3 separate regions of the Homo sapiens genome follow, and regions 1 and 3 are each linked to region 2. Evidence: chromatin contacts called from ENCODE Hi-C or POLR2A ChIA-PET data. All regions are on one chromosome and are shown on one strand. The core of a region is the stretch at or near the end of the contact, and the rest is flanking DNA. Distances in the headings are between cores, read along the strand shown. Region 1 overlaps LOC124903499 (a long non-coding RNA gene). Region 2 has its middle 68 kb from the start of SLTM. Region 3 has its middle 100 kb from the start of LIPC.

Evidence for each region. Hi-C counts contacts between places; a loop is a spot of excess contacts on that map. ChIA-PET counts read pairs that join two places held with the same protein, here RNA polymerase II (POLR2A). Pooled maps may share reads with other maps.
Region 1: a map of PC-9 shows a loop between it and region 2 (7-fold over the local background). The contact joins two enhancer-like sites. A Hi-C loop is called at or near these places in 9 of 168 maps with a recorded cell type or tissue (Caco-2, Calu3, HCT116 and 6 more), 13 of 37 single-sample maps with no recorded cell type and 10 of 50 pooled maps. POLR2A ChIA-PET finds 5 or more read pairs at or near these places in 2 of 52 experiments (AG04450 and HepG2).
Region 3: a loop to region 2 is called in a map of PC-9, with 5 times the contacts of the local background. The contact joins two enhancer-like sites. A Hi-C loop is called at or near these places in 1 of 168 maps with a recorded cell type or tissue (PC-9) and 1 of 50 pooled maps. POLR2A ChIA-PET finds 5 or more read pairs at or near these places in 1 of 52 experiments (WTC11).

What each region holds. Positions count from the first base shown.
Region 1 is chr15:58,227,223-58,231,192 of GRCh38, forward strand. The region is part of intron 1 of LOC124903499 (a long non-coding RNA gene); the gene reads left to right. Among named protein-coding and RNA genes, the nearest start is that of AQP9, 91 kb to the left of the region's middle. Within about 2 kb of position 2,434, at least 3 of the 41 ENCODE cell types and tissues checked have a DNase peak (open chromatin) inside an H3K27ac peak, as active enhancers do.
Region 2 is chr15:58,863,438-58,867,328 of GRCh38, forward strand. It overlaps the pseudogene ZNF444P1. Among named protein-coding and RNA genes, the nearest start is that of SLTM, 68 kb to the right of the region's middle. Within about 2 kb of position 2,159, at least 10 of the 41 ENCODE cell types and tissues checked have a DNase peak (open chromatin) inside an H3K27ac peak, as active enhancers do; they include PC-9, where a contact is called at or near this core.
Region 3 is chr15:58,327,594-58,331,817 of GRCh38, forward strand. No RefSeq gene overlaps it. Among named protein-coding and RNA genes, the nearest start is that of LIPC, 100 kb to the right of the region's middle. Within about 2 kb of position 2,723, at least 11 of the 41 ENCODE cell types and tissues checked have a DNase peak (open chromatin) inside an H3K27ac peak, as active enhancers do; they include PC-9, where a contact is called at or near this core.

The sequences.
Region 1 (3,970 bases), core at 1,184-3,683, 640 kb before region 2:
CTCAATTTTACAGACCAGGAAAGCTAGCCCTAGGGAAGTGAAATGACTTTCCCCAAAGAAGCAGCAATAAGTGGGCTTTGAGTCTTCTGATCCCAGAGTATGTTGATGATAAAATAACTCATGAACTTTAGCAATTATTTCAGAATTCTCATGCTGCGGAATTAACAAAATAAAAAGAAAATAAAGAATATATAAGAAAAAAAGATGTACCTATGTAAAAGCAACCCCACTTACATCCCCTAGTGTGAACTCCTAATCCTTGGGCCTAAAAATTGTGGAACTCGGTATGATAATGGACATGATGAATTGTGTCTGATTAATAAATTTCTTACAAGTTTTATTTATTATAACCTAAAAAAATCTATACACATGATATTTTCACACGTCATGTTCTTCATGGTATCTGCTTACAATAGTTGCATATTCTCTAAGGGACTGCAGTATTCAATTATTTTATTAGGTTCATAATACTTCACAAGATAAAGCATAAAGCAAATATAAAGAGATGGTTTTTGCTCCAAATTGATGCTGAATTCTAAATAAGGACGATAGTATGTGACAAATTAATATCTTTATAATTTGGCTTGTAAGATACAATTCCCAAAAGTGAGGCTCTTACCACACACAAAAATATGGAGACGGGAGGGAGGAACCCGACTTAATTTAGGTACACTGCCACCAGGTGGAGGCAGAGTGCCACGGACTGTGAAGTCCAAAACAATAGGTGGAGGATTTGTTAAAATTACAGACTGTAGCTCTGGGTTCAAACCCTACAGACTTGTAATCACAAACGTTTCCATTTTTTATGTATTAGAAACATTTACTGGAAAATAAAATTCAAGCTAGCGATATACAAACATTTAAAATAGCTCTTTAGAAGGACTTTACAAACTAAAACTATAGTTATACATCTTTCCCTTCAATCTCTTAAGGTTCTTTTTCTCACAAACACCTTCAAAGAAGGTGACTATTGATCCCTCCTAATGTTGTTTTAGTGTGAAACCCCTAAGATATCTGGAATGGGTTTGGTGAAAACTTCCAAAGCTCCATTTCAAGCTCTGACCTCTTAGTCTCTCCTTCTCTCAGCCAGTATAAGAAATAGCGGTGAAGGGAATTGGAAGGATAGTGGTGGTGAAGGCTATGGAGGGAGACCGACTGTCCCAGTTTACCCAACACTGCCCCAGTGTTAGCACTGAAAGTCCCACACCCAGGGGCACCCCTACTCCCAAGCAGACCAAAAGAAAAATATAGGCTTTCATTTCAGACTTGCTGCTCTAAGACCTTCATCTCTTCCCAATAGAAAAAAGCCAAATACTCCCCTATCTGATGAACCCCTCGAATCTCATGTATAAAAACCCTCCTTCGGTGTGAGTCTTTGCTGTGAGGTTAAGATTGTGCTTTGTATTTTAGGTGGAGGCAGGTATGATGTGTAGTAGATACACAAATGTATAGAGGCTGGTGAAGTTGCAGCGGGGAGCAGGTAGACCAGCTGTTTCAGGTAAACAGACAGGTCCTCAAGGAAGTCCCTCAGTTTATCATGCCAACCTCTTTGGACACCTTGAGGCCTCTGATGAGGCTGCTGGTGGCAGGGAAGCAGGAGAGAATCTGCTCCAGCTGACACAGGATGTGACTCTGGAACAGAGGCTGGAGGCTCCTGGAAGGGATATATTTAGCCCAGCTCTGTTAATAGCTGACCCCTTGGATTGCCTCAGGAATGTAGCAGGCAGAGTTCTTCATGGTGAAATAAGACGTACAGGCTTACAACTTGAAAAGAAAACTCTTCAAGGAATGACCTTACAAAGAATGACTCCACAGGGACCAGATGAAAATGTTAATGTTATTTTGTGCATTGCTTTCCTGAGCACTTTATATCCATTATATTCATTTCCTGTATTCTTTCATGTAATTGGTACAACCATAATTTAGCTTTTCTTCAGGGCAAGAGTTCTTTGTCAAGTTCATGTTCTCGGGCAGAGTCCTAACAAATCCTGCAGGTATACTACACCTGGTACCTGCCGACGCCTATTGAGGAGGAAAGCCACAGGATGTGGTAACATTCTCAAAAACAGAGATCTAGTTAGAATTACCTCCAAATCCTGCAAAGAATGAAACGGAGATGCTGACCATGGGAGCAATGTCCCACTGGGATGGCAGGGAGATCTCACGTGGTGCCTACCAGGGAGGGGGGTGGGGGGCGGAGTTGGGGGCGGGGGGAGCACGGGAGTTCCGAGTGCTGAAGACTGCAATGGGAACAGACAAGGAACAAGGCGACACAATGGCACAAACAATGCTAGAACAAGACATTTATTTATTGAATCTGAAGCAGGAGAACTGAAGACAGCTGAGAAATATGGTTGAGTTCCTAACTCGACAATGAATAAGCAGACTGTAATTTACAATTGCATGGGTGTTAGGCTGCCATGTGTTATGTAAATAGCTGTGGGTCCCTTTAAGAACAGAAATCCAGTGAGGACAAGGCCCTTTTGTGATACAGACTGGCTCTCCTGACTCAGACCTATCTTGTTTTGCAGGGAATAAAAGGAAGCCCACTTGGATAGAGCTGCCAGATAAACTAGAGGACACCCAGTTAAGTTTAAATGTCAGGTAAACAACAAACAAAATATATTTTTAATATAAGTGGGTCCCAAATATTGCATAGGACCTACTTATACTAAACATGTTATGTGTTGTTTATCTGAAATTCAAATTTAACTGGGCATCCTATTTGCCAAATCTGTAACCCTACACCTGGGATCAAAAAGGAAAAGATAATGAGAGGGGAAGGGAAGCATTGCCATTAAGGCAAAGGAACAGGCACTTGGAGCAACATCAGAAATGCCCAAGAATAGAGGAGAAGCTCAAACAGTCAGAGAGCGTAGGGGCATGGAGAAGAAATGCTGGCCTCAGTAGCAAAAGCTCCCAAGAACCCCTCCAAATAGCTTCAAAGTTTTTCAGCTCACCTTGTTCCTGTTTGAGTGAATGGCCAGGTATTGAAAATTATTTTATTGGCCTTGTTGGGGCATATAACATTCTTTTTTAAATAGTAGAAGGCTGGACTTTCAAACTTAACTGGGCATTCCTGGCAAAATTCGTCTGATTAAAGACCCACTCAAATGAAGTCAAAGTGGGCTGGCTGGTGGGCTGGGAGAGGGTAGAGAGGTGGAGTTATAAATCCAGAAGGATGAAGAGAACAGGAGGGGATGTAGAAAGCAGACCCTGATGGAATTCTGGAAGTGGGAGAGCAGATAGGTGGAAAGGAGACCACCACTCTCCAAGGAGAGCCTACCGAGCTGGCAGGGACTTGAGCTCAGAGGGGCCAGGCACCCAGATGAAAGGAGAGTGGCATTTATCTTGAGGTCCTTGTGCTAAAGAGTAGAAACCAGCAGCCCCCACTCCCTTCACCAGTGGCCGACTGTGAGTCCCTTGGTGAGGAGACTAGAGAGTTGTTCTCTGCAGAAACTGGAAGGTAGAGAGGCTTCAGTCTTGGGAACTCCAGGTATAGCAGAGCACAGAAGCAAGTCAGGTGGGCTGAAAACATTAGGAGCGATGGGATTGAACACGGGCAACTTCCTCTGCCCTGAACACACACTGAAGGCTCCAGCCCAGCCCCAGGCAGGGGAGAGGAAGGTTCCTCCCCAGAGAAAGGGAATGGCTGCAGAGAAGGAGCTGGAACTCCAGCTATAGCAGAGCACAGAAGCAAATCGGATGAGCTGAAAGAGTAGGAGCGATGGGATGGAACACAGGCAACTTCCTCTGCCCTGAATACACACTGAGGGCTCCAGCTCCGCCCCAGGCAGGGGAGAGGAAGGTTCCTCCCCAGAGAAAGAAAATGCCCACAGAGAAGGGGCTTCCACATATCGCCCTCACCCCAATACACAAAAATAACTCACAGAGCTTCCAATCAGTTTATTTCTGCCACAATCTTAAATATAAACAAACAACCAAGGATCATCAGCCATTGGAGGGAACT
Region 2 (3,891 bases), core at 909-3,408:
CACTGGTGGGATCTTAGCTCACTGCAGCTTTGACCTCCTGGGCTCAAGTGACTTCCACCTCAGCCTCCTGAGTAGCTGGGACTACAGGCGTGCACCACCACCCCCAGCTAATTTTTGTATTTTTAGTGGAGACAGAGTTTCGTCATGTTGTCCATGTTGGTCTCCAACTCAGCCTCCCAAAGTCCTGTGATTACAGACGTGCACCACTGCACCAGGCCAATAAAGTGGTTTCGAAAAAGAAAAGTTTTTAATTTTAACAAATCAAATCCAGTAAGATATATATATATATAACCATAACCAAGTGTCAATTTTCCCTGACTTACAAGATTGGTTTAATATTTTAATATCAATGTAATTCACCATATTAACAGAATGAAGGGGAAAACCCCTGTCAATACCATCATATCATCTCAACAGATATAGAAAAAGCATTTGACAGAATTTTTTTTTTTTTTTTAGATCGAGTCTCACTCTGTTGCCCAGGCTGGAGTGCAATGCCTCAATATCCGCTCACCACAACCTCCGCCTCCTGGGTTCAAGAGATTCTCCTGCCTCAGCCTCCCAAGTAGCTGGGAGTACAGGCCAGTGCCACCACGCCTGGCTTTTTTTTTTTTTTTTTTTTTTTTTTTTGAATTTTTAGTAGAGACGGGGTTTCACTATGTTGGCCAGGCTGGTCTCAAACTCCGCCCACCTAGGCCTCTCAAAATGCTGGGATTACAGGCGTAAGCCACTGCGCCCGGCCCTTGACAGAATTTAATACCCATTTGTAATAAAAACTGAGCATTTTAGGAACAGAAGGGAATTTCCTCAGCCTCATAAAGGGTGTAAGTGACAAACTCAAGGTTGACACCACACTTAATGATGGTGAAAGCCCGAATGCTTTCTTTCTAAAATTGGGAACTGTGCAAGAATGTCTACCCTCGGCACTTCTTTTCGACACTCTATTGGAGACACCAGCCAATGCAGCAAGGCAAGGGAGAGAAAAGGCATTGAAATTGGTAAGGAGGATATAATGCTGCCTTTATTCCCAGAAGACATGATCGTATACATGGAAAACCCTAAGTCATCTAAAGTAAAGCTACTAGAATTAATAAGTAAATTCTGCAAAGTCACTGGCTAGAAGGATCAATACACAAAAATAGTATTTCTAGGTACCAGCAACGAATAATCAAAAATGTGTAAGAGGAGTTCCGGTGAGCTCTGTGCACATGTGCGCGGAGGTAAAGAGGCTTGGGAGGCCTCGCCTGAGAGAGTGAGCCAAGGACATGGAGAGACAGTGTATTACAAAAGGTGCCTTGTACCTTGTCCAAGGACACAGAGCTGGTGGGAGGCAGAGCTGGAATTTGCTCCAGAGCCTTTGTGCTGTAGGACAGGCTGCGGGAGGAGCTGCAGGACTGAGGTACAGAAGCCGCGGAAGGGGCCCAACGAGGGGCAGAGCCGGCACTTGACTCCGTGGGATCCCACGAGACAGACACCCTTTCCTCACCGCCCGAGTGAGCGCCGCCCCTCACAGAGACCTCTTTGCACCCTGGGCCACGCGGGGCAGGCGCTGCCGTCCAGGAGGCCCCATGGAGCTGACGGTGCCGCTGAAGCAGGAGGCCGAGGGCCTGGCGCTGGGCTCCTCGTGGCACCGCTTCCGCCGCTTCCACCTGGGCGAGGCGCCGGGCCCGCACGAGGCGCTGGGGCTGCTACGCGCCCTGTGCCGGGACCGGCTGCGGCCCGAGGTGCACACCAAGGAGCAGATGCTGGAGCTGCTGGTGCTGGAGCAGTTTCTGAGCGCGCTGCCAGCCGACACGCAGGCCTGGGTGTGCAGCCGTCAGCCGCTAAGCTGGGAGGAGGCGGTGGCCCTGCTGGAAGAGTTCTGGGTGAGCCTGACGGGGCTGCGACGGGGGAGGGGAGGAGGCAGGGGAGCGGGGAAGCCAGGAGGAAGCGGAGGGAAAACCGCTGCTTAGCCCCCGAAAACCAGTGTGACCCACGGTGGGGAGGCCATGGCGCAGCAAGGAGGGACAGTCCATGTGGGGCTCCATCCAACACCAGCTGCAAGTCAGTAGGGCCCCCAAGACCTTGGCATACTTGCGAGTTCTCTAGAAGGACTCACAGCCATGTTCACAGTCACGGCTTATCACAGAGAAGGACGCGCTGGAAGCAGCCAGGAAGAGGGCCCGGAAGGCTCCACGGAGACCAGTTATCAGCTGTCCTCTCCCTTCACTCCTCCCGGCACGCAGGGAGTGTTGCCAGCCAGGGACCCTCCTCAGATCTTGGTGTCCCGGGTTCTTACTGGGGACTCCTCCCCGATCTGTGTGGCTGACCTCAGCCTCCAGCCCCGGAAGCTCAAGGATACCACCTGGCCCAAACTCCACCCCAAATCCATCTTGCTGTCGGGCTGGCCTGAGGGCCCCAGGCAGTCAGACCCTCCTCATGCGCGAGACACCAAGGGCTCAGAGATGACTTCCCGAGGGCGGAGGGCAAAAGCCAGGCCTCTCTCTGGGCAGGTTTGGATTCTTCTTTTTTTATTATTTCTTTTTTTTTTCTTTTTTTTTTTTTTTGAGACAGAGTTTCGCTCTTGTTGCCCAGGCTGGAGTGCAGTGGCGCTATCTCGACTCACTGCAACCTCCGCCTCCCAGGTTCAAGTGATTCTCCTGCCTCAGCCTCCTGAGTAGCTGGGATTACAGGCGCCCGCCACCATGCCCAGCTAATTTTTTGTATTTTTAGTAGAAATGGGGTTTCACCATTGTTGGCCAGGCTGGTCTCGAACTCCTGACCTCAGGTGATCCGCCTAATCTTGGCCTGCCGAAGTGCTGGGATTACAGGTGTGAGCCACCGCGCCCGGCCCCAGGTTTGGATTCTTTCACACAGCAGGTATGGGCCGACTCACTGTCTGGGGCCCGCCCAGCCCAGCCCAGCAACTGTGTTTGTGAAGTCTTGGTGCACAGCCACACCCATTCACTTACGTCATCTGTGGCTGACTCTTGCCACCGTGACTATGACAGAGAGCCTGAGAAGCTGGAAGCATTTCCTGTCTTGCCCTGTAGGGGAAGCTTGCATCCTGGTTTAGAGTACGCTCTCCAGGGAGGATGTGTAAGGTGAACCGCAGACGCCATCTTACGTGTTCTAGTCGCCACGTTAAAAAAAGTGAAAAGAGGCCGGGCGCGGTGGCTCACGCCTGTAATCCCAGCATTTTGGGAGGCCGAGGCGGGCGGATCACAAGGTCAGGAGATCGAGACCATCCTGGCTAAACAGGTTGAAACCCCGTCTCTACTAAAAATACAAAAAAATTAGCCAGGCGTGGTGGCGGGCGCCTGTAGTCCCAGCTACTTGGGAGGCTGAGGCAGGAGAATGGTGGGAACCCGGGAGGCGGAGCTTGCAGTGAGCAGAGATCGCGCCACTGCACACCAGCCTGGGCGACAGAGCGAGACTCCGTCTCAAAAAAAAAAAAAAAAAAAAAAGTGAAAAGAAACAGGTGAATTTAGTTTTGATAATCTGCTCGTTGACCCTAATGTCTTCAAAATATTGTCCTTTCAATACCTGACACTCTCACGTGCCCGGTGGGGGCTGTGTGGGGCCTGGGTGATGAGCAGCGGGCAGCCACGCAGAGACCTCTGAGAAGAGTGGTCCAGGCCACGGGAACAGCCAGTGCAAAGGCCCTGAGGCGCCTCGAGCAGCAGAGGGGCCCGTGAGTAAGGGAGTGTTAGCAGTGAGGCTGGAGTCACCAGTGGTGGGAGGGTGAAGAGTCAGAGCAGTCGGGTGTTCATCGTAGGTGTGTACCGAGTGCCTGCTGGGTGCTGGGATGTAGCAGCAGAAAGGGGGCATCTAGGTGAGGCAAAGCGAGCAAAAGCCTTCAGTCCACAGCAGCCGGGGGTCCTTCCTTTCTTCCAGAGGGAACAGCTCCTG
Region 3 (4,224 bases), core at 1,473-3,972, 540 kb before region 2:
CTATTTTTACTTTTTTTTCAAGACAAGGTCTCACTCTGTCACCCAGGCCAGAGCACAGTGGTATGATCATAGCACACTGCAGCCTCAACTTCCTGGGTTCAAGTGATCCTCCCACCTCAGCCTCCCAAGTAGCTGAGAATGTTGGCACATACCTCTAGGCCCAGCTAATTTTTTTATTTTCTGTAGAGACAGAGTCTCACTATGCTGCCCAGGCTTATTTTTGCTTTTGTTTCCTATACTTTCTAAGTCTTACTCATAAAATCTTTGCCCAAAACAATGTCAATAAGGTTTCCTCCTATGTTTTATCCAAGTAGTTTTACAGTTTCAGATCTTACATTTAAGTCTTCAATTCATTTTTTATTTGATTATTGTATACGATGAGAAATAAGGGTCTAGTTTGATTCATCTGCATATGTATAAGTAGTTTTCCCAGCACCACTTATTGAAGAGGCTATGCTTTCCTCAATATATGTTCTTGACACCTTTTTCAAAAATTGGTTGACTGTAAATATGTGGATTTATTTCTGAATTATCTATTCTGTTCCATTGGTCTATAGTCTGCTTTCATACCAGTACCATTCTGTTTTGGTTATTATAGCTTTGTAGTATAGTTTGAGGTCAAGTAATGTGATGTCTCCAATTTTGTTCTTTTTGCTCAAGATTGCTTTAGATATTTAGGGTCTTTTGTGGTTTCATTCAAATTTTATGATTACTTTTTCTATTATTTGAAGAATGCCACTGGTATTTTGATAATGACCACATTAAATCTGTAGATCGGATTTGGGAAGTGTGGTCATTTTCACAATATTCTTCCAATTATAAATATTGGACATCTTTCCATTTTTCTATGTCCTTTCCATTCTTTCATCAGTGTTTTATAATTTCCATTGTAGAGATCTTTCATTTGTTAAATGTATTTCTAGATATTTTATTTATTTATTTGTAACTATTTCAAATGGGATTGCTTTTTAGCTAGTTTATTACAGGTGTATAGAGATGCTGGTTTTTTTTGTATAATGATTTTTTTATCTGCAACTTTACTGAATTTACTTATCAGTTCTAAGAGTCTTTTGGTGGAGTACTTAGGTTTTTCTATATAGGAGATCCTGTCATCTAAGGATCTGAATACACATTTATCAAAAGAAGACATAGAAATAATTAAAAAGTATATGACAAAATGCTTAGTATCACGAATTATCAGAGAAATACAAATCAAAACCACAATGAGATATCATCTCACCCCAGTTAGAATGGCTACTATGAAAAAGACAAAAAATAACAAATGTCAGTGAGATTGCAGAGAAAAGGGAAGTCTTGTACACTATTGGTGAGAATGTAAATTAGTACAACAATTATGGAAAACAGTACAAAAGTGCCTCAAAAAACTAAAAAATAGAAATACTGTATGATTCAGCAATCCTACTACTGGATTTTTACCCAAAGGAAAGAAAATCTGTATATCAAAGAGATATCTGCACCTTCTTGTTTATTTGCAGCACTATTCACAGTGGCCAATATATGGAATCAACTGTGTTCATCAACAGATAAATAGGTAAGTAAAACGTGAGATACACACACACACACACACACACACACACACACACACACACACACACACACACAATGGGATATTATTCAGCCATAAAGAAGGATGAAATCTCGTCATTCACAGGAACATGGATGAGCTGGGAGGACATTATGTTAGGGAAAAAATGTCAGGCACAGAAGGATAAATATTATGTGTTCTCACTCATACGTGGGAGCTAAAAACATTGAGCTCATAGAAGTAGAAAGTAGAACTGTGGTTCTCTGAGGGTAGGAAGAGTAGGAGGAAGGGGAAAATAGGGAAAGTTTGGTTAATGGACACAAAATTACAGATAGTTAGAAGGGTAAGTTCTGGTGTTCTACAGCACTGTAGGGTGACTGTAGTTAATAAAAATCTATGGTGTATTTTCAGATAGCTAGAAGAAAGAATTTTGAATGTTCCTAACACAAAAAAATGATAATCTTTGAGGTGATGGATATGCTAATTACTCTGATTTGATCAGTATACATTGTATATATGTACAAAATACTCCTGTGTCCCCAATAAATATGTACAATTATTACATGTCAATTTTATGTGTTTAATTAACTAATTAATTAATTAGCTTTAAAAATGAGGAAATGGAAGCTTTGAGAGGGTAAGCAACTTGCCCCAGATCACGCAAGTCGGGAAGGGGCAGGACCTGAAGTCTACCTTCAACCACTATCCTCCTTTTGCCAAAATAAAAAAAAAGACCGGAGAGGCCCCAGGGAACTGTAGCCTGAGCCTGGCCCTGAATGCCCATCCTGGCTCCTGGCCTACAGCTGCCTTCTCAGGCAAGTTCCCCTCTCTGACTGTGACCCAGTTTCTTAATCTGCAAAATGGAGAAAATGTGACGTCCCCTTCCTCGTGCACAAGGTTGGGATGAGGACCAGATGAATCACAGACATAGACATCTGTCAATTGTAAAATATTGTTTGATGGGCCTATAGTCTATGCACTTGTGTCTGAATGAGGAGAAGATACTCCCTGTGGTTGGCCCACGATGATATCAAAGGCAAAGGTCACAATCTTCCAATCAATCTAGCCCAACAACCCAGTTAATCAATTCTACCTCAGACGTACTTCCTTGTGTTTACCTTTCTCTGGGAACATCAGCCCAGCCTAGTTCCCAACCCCTGCCAGACCTGTTCTCCCCCAGCTGAGGCCACCAGATCTGTGCCTGCAGGCCAACCCCCTCCCTGCTGGGCTGGCCCTAACCGAATGCCCAGTGTGGGAAATTGAATCCTTATCCTGTTCCACCACTTTAGAACTAGAAACTGCCTTGTTCTTGGCAGAACTCCGCCTCATTGCCGGGACTGGGGTCTGGCCAGAGGCAGAAGCCTGAAATCTGATGCTGCTCCCCAGCTTTGGACTTCTGAGAATCATCCAGCCCCGAGAATTTCTGGCCACCGAACCCTGTCCACTGTCCTATCTGCAGCCTGAGGCTGACTACCTGCTTAGACAGTCCGCTTTTCTTAAAAGCACAAACCTACCTGCTCCTGTGTGCTGCTCCCCAGGCTACTCATCATCCAGCAGCCTTAGCTGGGCTCCCCCACCCCCTGTGTAACACCTGGACATCCACCAGTGCCTGCCCCCTCCAAAGCCTTTTTTTTTTTTTCTACATCCTTCTTTCATATGTACACATTTCCCAAGATTTCACACTGATGTAAATTCTCTTTTCCGGATATTCTGTCCTTTGGCAATCTCACCCACTTCTGGGGTTTCAAGTAGCAGCCTAGGAGGAAGAGGCCCATGAATATAAGGGTCATTTTCAAGTTAAAATCACCAGAGCCCAAGACTAATGGGCAGGAGAGGGAGGAGACAAGGTGGGAGTTGAGAAAAAAGCTGAGCCCCGAGGAAGCTGGCCCCTCCCCACAGCTGCTAAGAGAAAGACCCAGGCTCAGTCATCTCTGAATCCTCCCAGCCTTGGCTGCACTGCCACGTATAGATGGGTACAGAGTCTTTGCTGGATGAATGAGTGAATAAATGAATGGCTGCATAAACAAGTTGCTACTTACCTCTCTGGATCCTAGTGCATTTACTGAAGCTGTCCTCCCTCCTGAAGTGGGGCATACACGAGGCCAGGAGAAGGGGTTAAAGCCAACCAAGTCCAGGGAGAAACCCCTAGATTTCCTGCAGGATTTGCACAGGAACGTGTTGCAAGGTGTCTCCTCCGAGAATTCACTGAGTCCCTTCAGGAGACCCACAGAGCATAGAATGGGCCCCCAGACTTTGGAGCAGCACCCGGCTCCTACTGTCTCCCTAGGAGACCGTGGGTCCCACCAGCTTTTATTTTCTATTCAGCAACACTATTGCCTATGTTTATGGATAGGACTGTGTTGAGCAAGAGTTGACCTTTATTATCTTAATTCAATCTTCCCAAAGACCTTCTGAGATAGGTACTTTTATTTTCTTCATTTTACAGATAAGGAAATTGAGGTTTAACTATGATCCCATAGCTAATAAAAGTGACAGAACCGGGTTTTTTTCTTTTTACTGAAATGGTATTATTTCATCAGAATTTGCCCACATGCTCAACACTGCTGGAATGTGTTATTTTGAAATCTGACAATGAACTACAGAATGGTAAAAGCGGAAGAGCCTTTGAGACAAATTAGTCTAGCCCAGAGTAGGGAAGAAAAAGAGAGGGAGGCTCA